2 separate regions of the Homo sapiens genome follow, and region 1 is linked to region 2. Evidence: read pairs that join two places in POLR2A ChIA-PET (ENCODE). Cell type or tissue: Caco-2. All regions are shown on one strand. Links, peaks and the distances in the headings refer to the core of each region. The heading gives the core; the rest is flanking DNA.

What was found. Peaks named below come from ENCODE experiments on the same cell type or tissue, not always from the same donor. Only the 100,000 strongest peaks of a DNase experiment are listed, where the experiment ranks them.
Region 1: POLR2A ChIA-PET joins it to region 2 with 13 read pairs; 4 of 35 experiments call an interaction of 5 or more read pairs at or near these places.

Annotation. Positions count from the first base shown.
Region 1 is chr12:7,830,004-7,835,371 of GRCh38, reverse strand. It overlaps SLC2A14 (solute carrier family 2 member 14), which reads left to right. Exons shown (of 11, transcript NM_001286234.2): 3 at 2,558-2,650; 4 at 3,608-3,768; 5 at 5,366-5,368. Among named protein-coding and RNA genes, the nearest start is that of SLC2A14, 40 kb to the left of the region's middle. RefSeq lists an enhancer at 1,183-1,683. In Caco-2, for the core only: a CTCF peak has its summit at 3,084 (motif pointing left); DNase peaks (open chromatin) are centred at 421, 1,359 and 3,071.
Region 2 is chr12:7,703,116-7,708,489 of GRCh38, reverse strand. No RefSeq gene overlaps it. Among named protein-coding and RNA genes, the nearest start is that of DPPA3, 5.6 kb to the left of the region's middle. RefSeq lists enhancers at 154-779, 3,506-4,179. In Caco-2, for the core only: no CTCF peak of the experiment used is centred there; DNase peaks (open chromatin) are centred at 2,459 and 2,919; H3K4me3 peaks cover 1,003 bases.

The sequences.
Region 1 (5,368 bases), core at 369-5,368, 130 kb before region 2:
GCTGGCACCCAGGCTGGAGTGCAGTGACGCAATCTCGGCTGACTGCAACCTCTGCCTCCCAGTTTCAAGCAATTCTCCTGTCTCAGTCTCCTGAGTAGCTGGGACTACAGGCGCACGCCATCACGGCTGGCTAATTTTTGTATTTTTAGTAGAGACGGGCTTTCACCATACTGGTCAGGCTGTAGGTGTAAATTTTATAACATTCTCACTAACTTACTCTGTTTTGAAATTTACCCATCGCACCTCACATTTCCTCTTTTTTTTTTTTTTTAATAGAGCTACAGAAAGATTTCAAAAGGAATCAAATGACACAGCATAGGTGTCTGAGGGCAGCTAGCCTCACTGGCCCATCCTGACATACTTAATCCCTCATGCCTCATCACCAGAGCTGTGACTGTGACTGAGCCAGGCTCCTCCCAAAGTACACTGAAGACCCAGCTCAACCAACCAGTCTCTCGAAGCACATCAACAAACAGTTATATTGAGCAACTCTTCTCTAGTGGCCAGGGTGAAGGACTATCTAAGCTTGGACATCTCTGTTGCTTTGGGGGCCAGCCCAGTGCAGAACTGGTTTTTGAGCATCAGGTTCCTCCTAGGTGCCATTTGCCCAAGGAACACTTGTCTCAATATGCTCAACACACTTTTTTTTTCTTTTTTGAGGCAGGGTCTCACTCTGTTGCCCAGGCTGCATAGCTCACTGCAGCTTCTATCTCCTGGGCTCAAGTGATCCTCCCACCCCAGCCTCCCAAGTAGCTGGGTCTATAGGCACCTGCCATTACCATACCCAGCTAATTTTTTTTTTTTTTTTGATAGAGAAGGGGTCTCAAAAAAAAAAAAAAAAGAGAGAGAGAAGGGGTCTCACTGTGTTGTCCAGGCTGGTCTCTCAAACTGCTAGGCTCAAGTGATCCTTCTGCCTCGACCTCCCAAAGGGCTGGGATTATAGATGTGAGCCACTGTGCCCAGGTCAACACATTTTTTAGATTCTCAAGACTCAGTTTAATTCCAATTGTAACCTTTAAAAATAATCCCAGCATTTGGGAGCTAAGGCATGAGGATCACTTGAGGCTGGGAGTTTGAGACCAGCCTTGGGCAATACAGTGAGATCCCATCTCTACAAAAAAGAAAGAAAATGAAGGAAAATAAGAGAAGGGATGGAAAGTTATGAGACTAATGAAAAAAAAAAGGCTCTCAAAGATAGTGAATGATGAGAGGAGAAAGAAAGGACTTTTACTAAAAAGAAAAAGATTTAACAGAGAGCATTGTACTGGCAGGGCCCTCCAGGGTATCGATGCTTAGTTGTGACTGAGACATCTGAGAGGCCGCAGGCAAGGTCAGTTCTACTGAAGCTTTCAGCCTGTGGTCTACCCTGTCTGACCTGAAAGGAAAGGAATTTAAGATAGGAAAGGTTGAAGGGATTGGTGGGGGTGCGGGAAAGGACATAGAAGATGGCTTCAGGTATAGAAATTGAGCTGCCCCAAGGTGGAAATCTAAAATAATATCCACTTGCCCAGCTGAATTATTCCAGGCAAGGTGAAGACGACTGGTTCTCCCCACTAAGAAATGTCTCTCTCTCTCTTTTTTTTTTTTTTTGAGACAGAGTCTTGCTCTGTTGCCCAGGTTGGAGTGCAGTGGCACGGTCTCGGCTCACTGCAACCTCCGCCTCTCAGGGTCAAGCGATCCTCCTGCTTCAGCCCCTCCTAGTAGCTGGGATTACAGGCACACCCCACCATGCCCTGCTAATTTTTGTATTTTTAGTAGAGATGGGGTTTCACCATGTTGGCCAGGCTGGTCTCGAACTCCTGATCTCAGGTGATCCACCTGCCTTGGCCCACCTGCCTTGGCCTCCCAAAGTGCTGGGATGACAGGCATGAGCCACCGTGCCCGGCCAGAAATGTCTTATTTGTTAGGTTTGTAGTGAGCCGAGTGTTCTTTCTTCCCCCACCCGGGGGTTAGGTTAGGGATAGCAGAACAGTATTTAATAAACCAGAAGACTGAAATGGGGCCAGGATGCAGTGAGTAGATCCAGTAGGTTACATGGTCCTGAGAGATAAGAGACTCAAAGAGCCACCCAGCAGTGAAGACACAAACTACTACCACCTCCCCCTACCACCACCACTGGGCTTCCGTGGAGTCTGGGGTACAGATCAGACTGCACTGTATTTGTTTCCAAAATGATCAATTCTTAGTAATCCTACCCAAGGCTGTGTTGTCCTCTTTCCTCCCAGTTCGTGAGTGGAATTCTATGCCTACCTTCACCTGATGCAGGTTTTTAAATATTTCCAAACTGACCAACCCAGTTTCTCTTAACTTCTTCCTTCTCCAATTTTCTTTTCCACTTTTACCAAGTTAACTTCACATTCTTATCTCCAGATAAGTTCTTTAGTATAATCTATTACTTTGTCTTCCCGATTAATTACCTAAATCTCGTTTGATGTTTGTCCTTTTCATACCACTCATAGGTCAGATTCTCCTAATACAGCTCCATAATTAATAAGAAACAGTCATCAATTACAAGTTTTAAGGACTATTCTCTCCTCCCTGTCCTCTGTCTCTCCAGGTCACCCCAGCTCTGATCTTTGCCATCACAGTTGCTACAATCGGCTCTTTCCAGTTTGGCTACAACACTGGGGTCATCAATGCTCCTGAGACGGTGAGTGCCAGGCCACAAGAATTAGAATCTGGAATAGGGAAATTATTCCTTTAAGTAGGGTTTCAAGAATTCAGAATTTAAGGCCAGGCATGGTGGCACCTGCCTGGAGTCCCAGCTACTCCGGAGGCTGAGGCTTAAAGATCACTTGAGCCCAGGAGTTAAACACCATCCTGAGCAACACAGTTAGTGAGGGTCCCTCCCCCAACTAGGGGAATTAAACTTTGTATCTATCCTGTCCAAGACTGAAGATGGAGACAATATTGGTGGGGAAAATTAGTGGGGTCATTTAATCAAAGGAAAAAGGTCATTTACTCCTTATACCCTGGGCAGTGCTGTTCTTCCTCCCACTCTTTCACCCTATAGTAATACACTTCCTGTATTATCCCTTAGGGGTTAGTTACCAAGCTGGCCAGGTTCGCTTAGCAGAGGGCTGGGGTGAACATCAGTGCTGCCACCTACTGGGATATTCAGGACAAATGAAAAATTACTATTCCAGGGAGAGTTAACATTAATTCCAATATGTTATCTGCCTCTTCAATTCCCGTCTATTTATTCCCTTGATTCTCTAGGGAGGAAATGATCCCTAATATTTGTTTTGTTTGTTTGTTTGTTTTGAGATGTAGTCTCGCTCTGTCACCCAGGCCGGAGTGCAATGGCGCTATCTCGGCTCATCGCAAACTCCGCCCCACGGGTTCAAGCGATTCTCCTACCTCAGCCTCCCGAGTAGCTGGGATTACAGGCATGCGCCACCACAACTGGCTAATTTTGTATTTTTAGTAGAGACGGGGTTTCACCATGTTGGTCAGGTTGGTCTGCAACTCCTGACCTCAGGTGATCCACCCGCCTCGGCCTTCCAAAGTGCTGGGATTACAGGCGTGAGCCACTGCACCCAGCATATTTGTATCTTTTGTTCTCATCCAACTGTAATAGTCTGTCCTCCCACCTTTTATTTTGCAGATCATAAAGGAATTTATCAATAAAACTTTGACGGACAAGGCAAATGCCCCTCCCTCTGAGGTGCTGCTCACGAATCTCTGGTCCTTGTCTGTGGCCATATTTTCCGTCGGGGGTATGATCGGCTCCTTTTCCGTCGGACTCTTTGTTAACCGCTTTGGCAGGTATTGACTAGAAACTGGGCAAGGAAGTGGGCTCTACCAGATGCATTGGGGACAAGTGTGGAGAGTTAGGGCAGGGAGGTGATGATGCCTTTGAATAAGAACACCTTGAATTCTAATCAAGGGAAACTAGCCCAACTGGCCCCGAATATGACTGCCCTTGCTTGGAGCTCTACTACCCTGGAGAGCTCCCACCCAGCTGTGCAAGAGATGAACTGTGTGAGTGATTGGCCTTTGCAGTCCAGTTAGGGATAGTTCAGAATTATTCCCTAGTAAGCTCAACTATGGGGTTTCCAGGAACATACTTAATTTACAAGGTCCAAAGTTGATTACTTTTCTCAAAAAAAAAAAAAACAAAACTGGGGTCTCATATAAATGTTTTTGTTACCTCTACACAGGATTGGTAGGAATTATCTTTAGTCTATGGCAAATGTGGATAATGGCCAAAAAAAGAAAACTGAATCGTCTTTTTTTTTTTTTTTGAGATGGAGTCTTGCTCTTGTCACCTAGGCTGGAGTGCAATGGTGCAATCTCAGCTCACTGCAACCTCTGCCTCCCGGGTTCAAGTAATTATCCTGCCTCAGCCTCCCAAGTAGCTGGGATTACAGGTGCCCGCCACCACGCTCGGCTAATTTTTGTATTTTTAGTAGAGATGGGGTTTCACCATATTGGCCATGCTAGTCTCGAACTCCTGACCTTACGTGATCCGCCCACCTCAGCCTCCTAAAGTGCTAAGCTTACAGGCATGAGCCACTGTGCCTGGCTGAAAACTGAATCTTCTTATTTTATACTAGCTTAGTAATCTATTTTAGAAGGTAGAATATATTTTCAGTTATGACTGACAAAGGAACTGTTTTAATTTGCCAATTAGATATTCTAGAAATGCAAGAATGTAATTCACATTTAAAAATTGATAAGGCAACCTATTTTACTTGCTAATGTTCTTCCCCCTCTGCCCTCCCTCTGCCCAAGAAGCAGGGTCTTGCTCTGTCACCCAGGCTGGAGTGCAGTGGCCCAATCATAGCTCACTATAGCCTCGACCTCCCAGTCTCAAGCAATCCTCACACCTCAGCTCCCTGAGTAGCTGGGACTACCAGTGGGCACCATCATGCCTGGCTCCCAACTAGAAACGTTCTGATAATAGAAAGTAAAAAAGGGCTGGGCGTGGTGGCTCACACCTGCAATCCCAACACTTTGGGAGGCCGAGGTGGGTGGATCATGAGGTCAGGAGTTAAAGACCAGCCTGGTCAAGATGGTGAAACCCCATCTCTACTAAAATACAAAAAAATTAGCCAGGCATGGTGGCAGGCGCCTGTTATCCCAGCTACTCGGGAGTATGAGGCAGAGAATTGCTTGAACCTGGGAGTCAGAGGTTGCAGTGAGCGGAGATCGCGCCACTGCACTCCAGCCTGGGCAACAGAGCGAGACTCTGTCTCAAAAAAAAAAAAAGAAAGAAAAGAAAAGAAAGTGAAAAAGAAAAGTTAGACCAAAAAAGGAGTTGATATAAGCCTGGAGAAGAGCAGAATAATGAGTACAGAAGAGGAGAAGTTAGGAGCCTCTCACTTTGCTAATTCCATGTTGTCTTTGATTAACCTTACAGGCG
Region 2 (5,374 bases), core at 187-5,186:
CAGTTGGGACATGTGTCTGTTTTAAGAAACTTAGAACTATGTGCTACTTTATAGTATATGCACATACAACTTTTTGAATTTAAAAAAGTGGGGGAAAAAGGGGTAAAGGGGCCAGGCACAGTGGCTTATGCCTGTAATCCTAGCACTTTGGAAGGCCAACAGAGAGGCCAGGAGTTTGAGACCAGCCTGGCCAACGTGGCAAAACCCCATCTCTACTAAAAATACAAAAATCAGCGGGGCATGGTGGCATGTGCCTGTAATCCCAGCTCCTTGGGAGGCCGATGTGGGAGAATCCCTTGAACCAGGGAGGGCGAGGTTGCAATGAGCCTGGATGGGCCACTGCACTTCAGCCTGGGCAACAGAGCAATACTCTGTATCAAAAAAAAAAAAAAAAAAAAAAAAAAAAAAGGTGGGGAAGGAAAGAGGGGAGTAAGAAAAAGAAAAAAATGGGGGAGAAAACAATTATCAGCTGTAAAACACATAAGAGAAGGGGAAAGGGGAGCAAGAATGAACATAGGGAAATCCACAAGAACATTGCATTGAGTCTGGATGAGTAATGAAAATTATTTAAGTGTTTAATGATACATGGTAAAGAGTTATAATTTTAAAAAGTTCGTAAGTTCAGTTATGAAAATCTGTTATGTGTATAGAGGAAACAGGGCTGGGCCTGGTGGTTCAATCCTATAATTCCAGCACTTTGGGAGGCGGAGGCCGGAAGATCACTTGAGCCCGGGAGTTCAAGACCAGCCTTGGCAGCATAGTGAGACCCCTGTCTCTACAAAAAATACAAACATTAGCTGGGCATGGTGGCTCGTGCCTACAGTCCCAGCTACTCTGAAGGCTGAAGTGGGAGCAGAAATTCCGCCTCCCAGGTTCAAGCGAGTCTCTTGCCTCAGCCTCCCGAGTAGCTAGGATTACAGACATGAGCCACCATGTCCAGCTAATTTTTTTTAGTAGAGACAGGGTTTCACCATGTTAGCCAGGCTGGTCTCGAACTCCTGACCTCAGGTGATCCACCCGCCTCAGCCTCCCAACGTGCTGGGATAACAGGCGTGAGCCACCGTGCCCAGCCTCATACCTGACACTTCTATAACAGAAGACAGATTAACAAGAGGTAAGCATAACAAATTTATTTAAACGTATTTTAAGTGGACCGACCATGGCGGCTCAGGCCTGTAATCCCAGCACTTTGGGAGGCTGAAGTGGGAGGATCTCTCGAGCCCAGGAGTTTGAGGCCAGCCTGAACAACAAAGCGAGGCAAGGTCTCCCCCAAAAAATGTAAAAATTAGCTGGGGCTGATGGCACAGGCCTGTGGTCCCCGATATGGGTACCCAATACGGGTCACTGAGGCAGGAGGATGGCTTGAGCCCAGGAGTTGAAGGCTGCAGTGAGCTATGATTGCACCATTGCACTCCAGCCTGGGCCACAGAGACCCTGTCACAAAAATATATATTTTTTTGACCTCCCATTTTGAAACAAATTCATATATATATACATACACACATGTATATGTGTGTGTGTGCGTGTATGTGTGTGTATGGTATTCCAGAGAGGGAAAGCCTGGTAAGGGGAAGATGAGGGCTGCTATTTTGGAAAACCCTACCAACATGCAGCTATTTTTCTTTCTTTTTTTTTTTTTTTGAGACGGAGTTTCGCTATTGTTGCCCAGGCTGGAGTGCAATGACACGATCTCGGCTCACCGCAACCTCCGCCTCCCAGGTTGAAGCGATTCTCCTGCCTCAGCCTCCTGAGTAGCTGGGATTACAGGCATGCGCCACCACACCCGGATAATTTTGTATTTTTAGTTGAGACGGGGTTTCTCCATGTTGGTCAGGCTGGTCTCAAACTCCCGACCTCAGGTAATCCTCCCGCCTCGGCCTCCCAAAGTGCTGGGATTATAAGCGTGAGCCACCGTGCCCGGCCCGCTATTTTTCTTTTCTTTCTTTTTTTTTCTTTTTTTTTTTTTTGTTTTTTGAGATGAAGTTTCGATCTTGTTGCCCAGGCTGGAGTGCAGTGGCGCCATCTCGGCTCACTTCAACCTCCGTCTCCCGGGTTCAAGCAACTCTCCTGCCTCAGCCTTCTCAGTAGCTGGGATTACAGGCACGCGCCACCACGCCCGGCTCATTTTGTATTTTTAGTAGAGACAGGGATTGCTCCATGTTGGTCAGGCTGGTCTGGAACTCCCGACCTCAGGTCATCCGCCCGCCTCGGCCTCCCAAAGTGCTGAGATTACAGGCGTGAGCCACCGCGCCCTGCCGACACGCAGCTATTTTACTTAAGCTCTTTCCATGCTTTCTAACCGTGGCGGCCCGGGCCTCCCCCGGGCCTGTCCCTTTGCCCCGGCAGCCCCACCCCAACGCTAGCCTCTCTTTGCATTCGTTCTCACTCTCCACCCTAGCATATGTGCGGTTCAAACCGGACGTTTCCACCTGGCTTTGAAGGTTACCCGCCTTGCATTCCTGCAGTGGAAGCCCAAGGGGGCACGACGGAGTCGAGCAGCCCCGCTGGGGTGGGGCGGGAGGGTCCGGAGCTCACCTAGGCGGGACGCCGCGGGGCGTGTGAGCAAAACAACTCCTGGCGTCCACGCCTCCTCCTCACCTCCCGCAGCCCTCAGTTGCCTTCCTCTCCAGGAATCCTCCTTAGTTTTTGGAATTCCACAGTGAGAAATTAATACTCCCAGGGCCAATTATTTAATAGCTTAGTGGAAAATACTTAATGATGACAATACGATGACAGCCCTCTAAAGAGTTTGCTGGAAGAAATGGTGGCTCTGATAGAAAGAGGGGAAGATGGGTGGTAGATTTCCCAAAATGCGCTGTTTGAGTGAGGCTATCTGGAACCCTGACTAAAGGTCACTCGGGCCTCTCAGAAGAGGGTAGTAAATACTGTTAGCATTCCCAGATTTGCTTAAGGATGAGATTTCAGGAAAGACTTGTTTTGTGTATTTATAGAGCTCCACAGAATGTACAGGGAGTAATGCTGGTGGGGTGTTGCCTAAGAATAACTTTGTGTTTCATTGTTTCTTTTTCTTTTTTGAGACAGAGTCTCGCTCTGTCGCCCAGGCTGGAGTCCAGTGGCGCTATCTTGGCTCACTGCAACCTCTGCCTCCCGGATTCAAGCGATTCTTGTGCCTCAGACTCCCAAGTAGCTGGGATTACAGGCACGTGTCACCACGCCCGGCTAATTTTTGTGTTTTTAGTAGAGACGGGGTTTCGCCATGTGGGCCAGGCTGGCCTCGAAATCCTGACCTCCGGTGATCCACCGCCTCGGCCTTCCAAAACGTTGGGATTACAGGCGTGAGCCACCGCACCCGGCGAGATCTTACTTTCTAGTAACATTCTCCAATAAAAAGAACGAGAGCTCCTTGGAGAAATGGCTAATTCTAGGACTGGGAAGAAAATATGTAAGATAAGAGCATTGTCAGACCAGGCGTGATGGCTCACACCTGTAATCCCAGCACCTTGGGAGGCCAAGGCAGGTGGATCACTTTGATACTGTTCAGGTGAATGAAGGAACACCAGGGCTCTTGTCTCTCCTTGAATTAGATAAAACAACATGGCCGGGAGCAGTGGCTCATGCCTGTAATCCCAGCACTTTGGGAGGCTGAGACGGGCAGATCACAAGGTCAGGAGTTCGAGACCAGCCTGGCCAATATGGTGAAACCCCGTCTCTACTAATAACACAAAAATCAGCTGGGAGTGGTGGCACACGCCCGTAGTCCCAGCTAGTCAGAAGGCTGAGGCAGAAGGATCACTCTAGCCCAGGAAATCAAGGCTGTAGGGAGCTTTGTTCATACCACTGCACTCCAGCTTGGGTGACTGAGCAAGACTGTCTCAAAAGAAAAAAGAACCAAAAACAACACACCTGTTGGTAGGAGCACAGGAGCCAACTAAAAGACCTGGAACAGCTTGAGCCACAAAATAAATAAGTAGTATTGGATTATCACCCAAAGTTTAAAATAAATATTCATGAGGTCACTCTGATATAAATAAATGATAGGACAAATTAATAATTGGACAGGAAGAGACAACTCTCTCTCTGGGCTATTTTTTGTTTGTTTGTTTGACAAAGAGTCTCGCTCTGCCTCCTAGGCTGGAGTGCTGTGGCGTCATCATACCTCACTGCAGCCTTGAACTCTTGGGCTCATGCTATCCTCCCACCTCAGACTCCTGAATAGCTGGGATTACGGGCATGAACCCCAACAGTCGGCTAATTTTTTTAAGTTTTGGACAAGAGTTCCAACTCTCTTTAGAATTGCAGAAGAATTCCAAACAATGTATGCTCAAGACAGGGGTGGGGGGGCACACCCAACTACCCACTTCTTAGGTGTGAACTGCACATGGTGACTCCTTTTATGGTATGAGGCCACCACTTCTCCTGTTGGCCTTCTCAGTTTCTCCCCAACCTCCCCTTTTCCCTAGTTTATAAGACAGGAGAAAAGGGAGAAAGCAAAAAGTTGGAAAGAAACAGAAGTAAGATAAATAGCTAGACGACCTTGGCGCCACCACCTGGCCCTGGTGGCTAAAATAATAATAATATTATTAACCCCTGACCAAAACTACTGGTGTTATCTGTAAATTCCAGACATTGTATGAGAAAGCACTGTAAAACTTTTTGTTCTGTAAGCTGATGTATGTAGCCCCCAGTCACGTTTCTCATGCTTACTTGATCTATTATAACTTTTTCACGTAGACCCCTTAGAGTTGTAAGCCCTTAAAAGGGCTAGGAATTTCTTTTTCGGGGAGCTCAGCTCTTAAGACACGAGTCTGCCGATGCTCCCGGCCGAATAAAACAACCTCTTCCTTCTTTAATCTGGTGTCTGAGGAGTTTTGTCTGAGACTCGTCCTGCTACACTTTCAAAGTGTACAGTATGGCTGGGTGTGGTGGCTCATGCCTGTAATCCTAGCACTTTGGGAGGCCAAGGCAGGTGGATCACAAGGTCAGGAGTTCGAGACTAGCCTGACCAACATGGTGAAATCCCATCTCTACTAAAAATACAAAAATTAGCCGGGTGTGGTGGCACACACCTGTAATCCCAGCTACTTGGGAGGCCGAGGCAGGAGAATCACTTGAACGTGGGAGGCGAAGGCTGCAGTGAGCCGAGATCACACCACTGTACTCCAGCCTGGGTGACACAGTAAGACTCTCTCAAAAAAATAAAAATAAAAATAAAAATAAAAATAAACCCCCAAAATCAAAGTGTACAGTATGGAGCCAGGCGCGGTGGCTCATGCCTGGAATCTCAGCACTTTGGGAGGCCGAGGCAGGCAGATCACTTGAGGTCAGGGTTTCAAGACCAACCTGGCCAACATAGTGAAACCCTGTCTGTACTAAAAATACAAAAATTAGCCAGGCCTGGTGGTGTAGGCTGAGG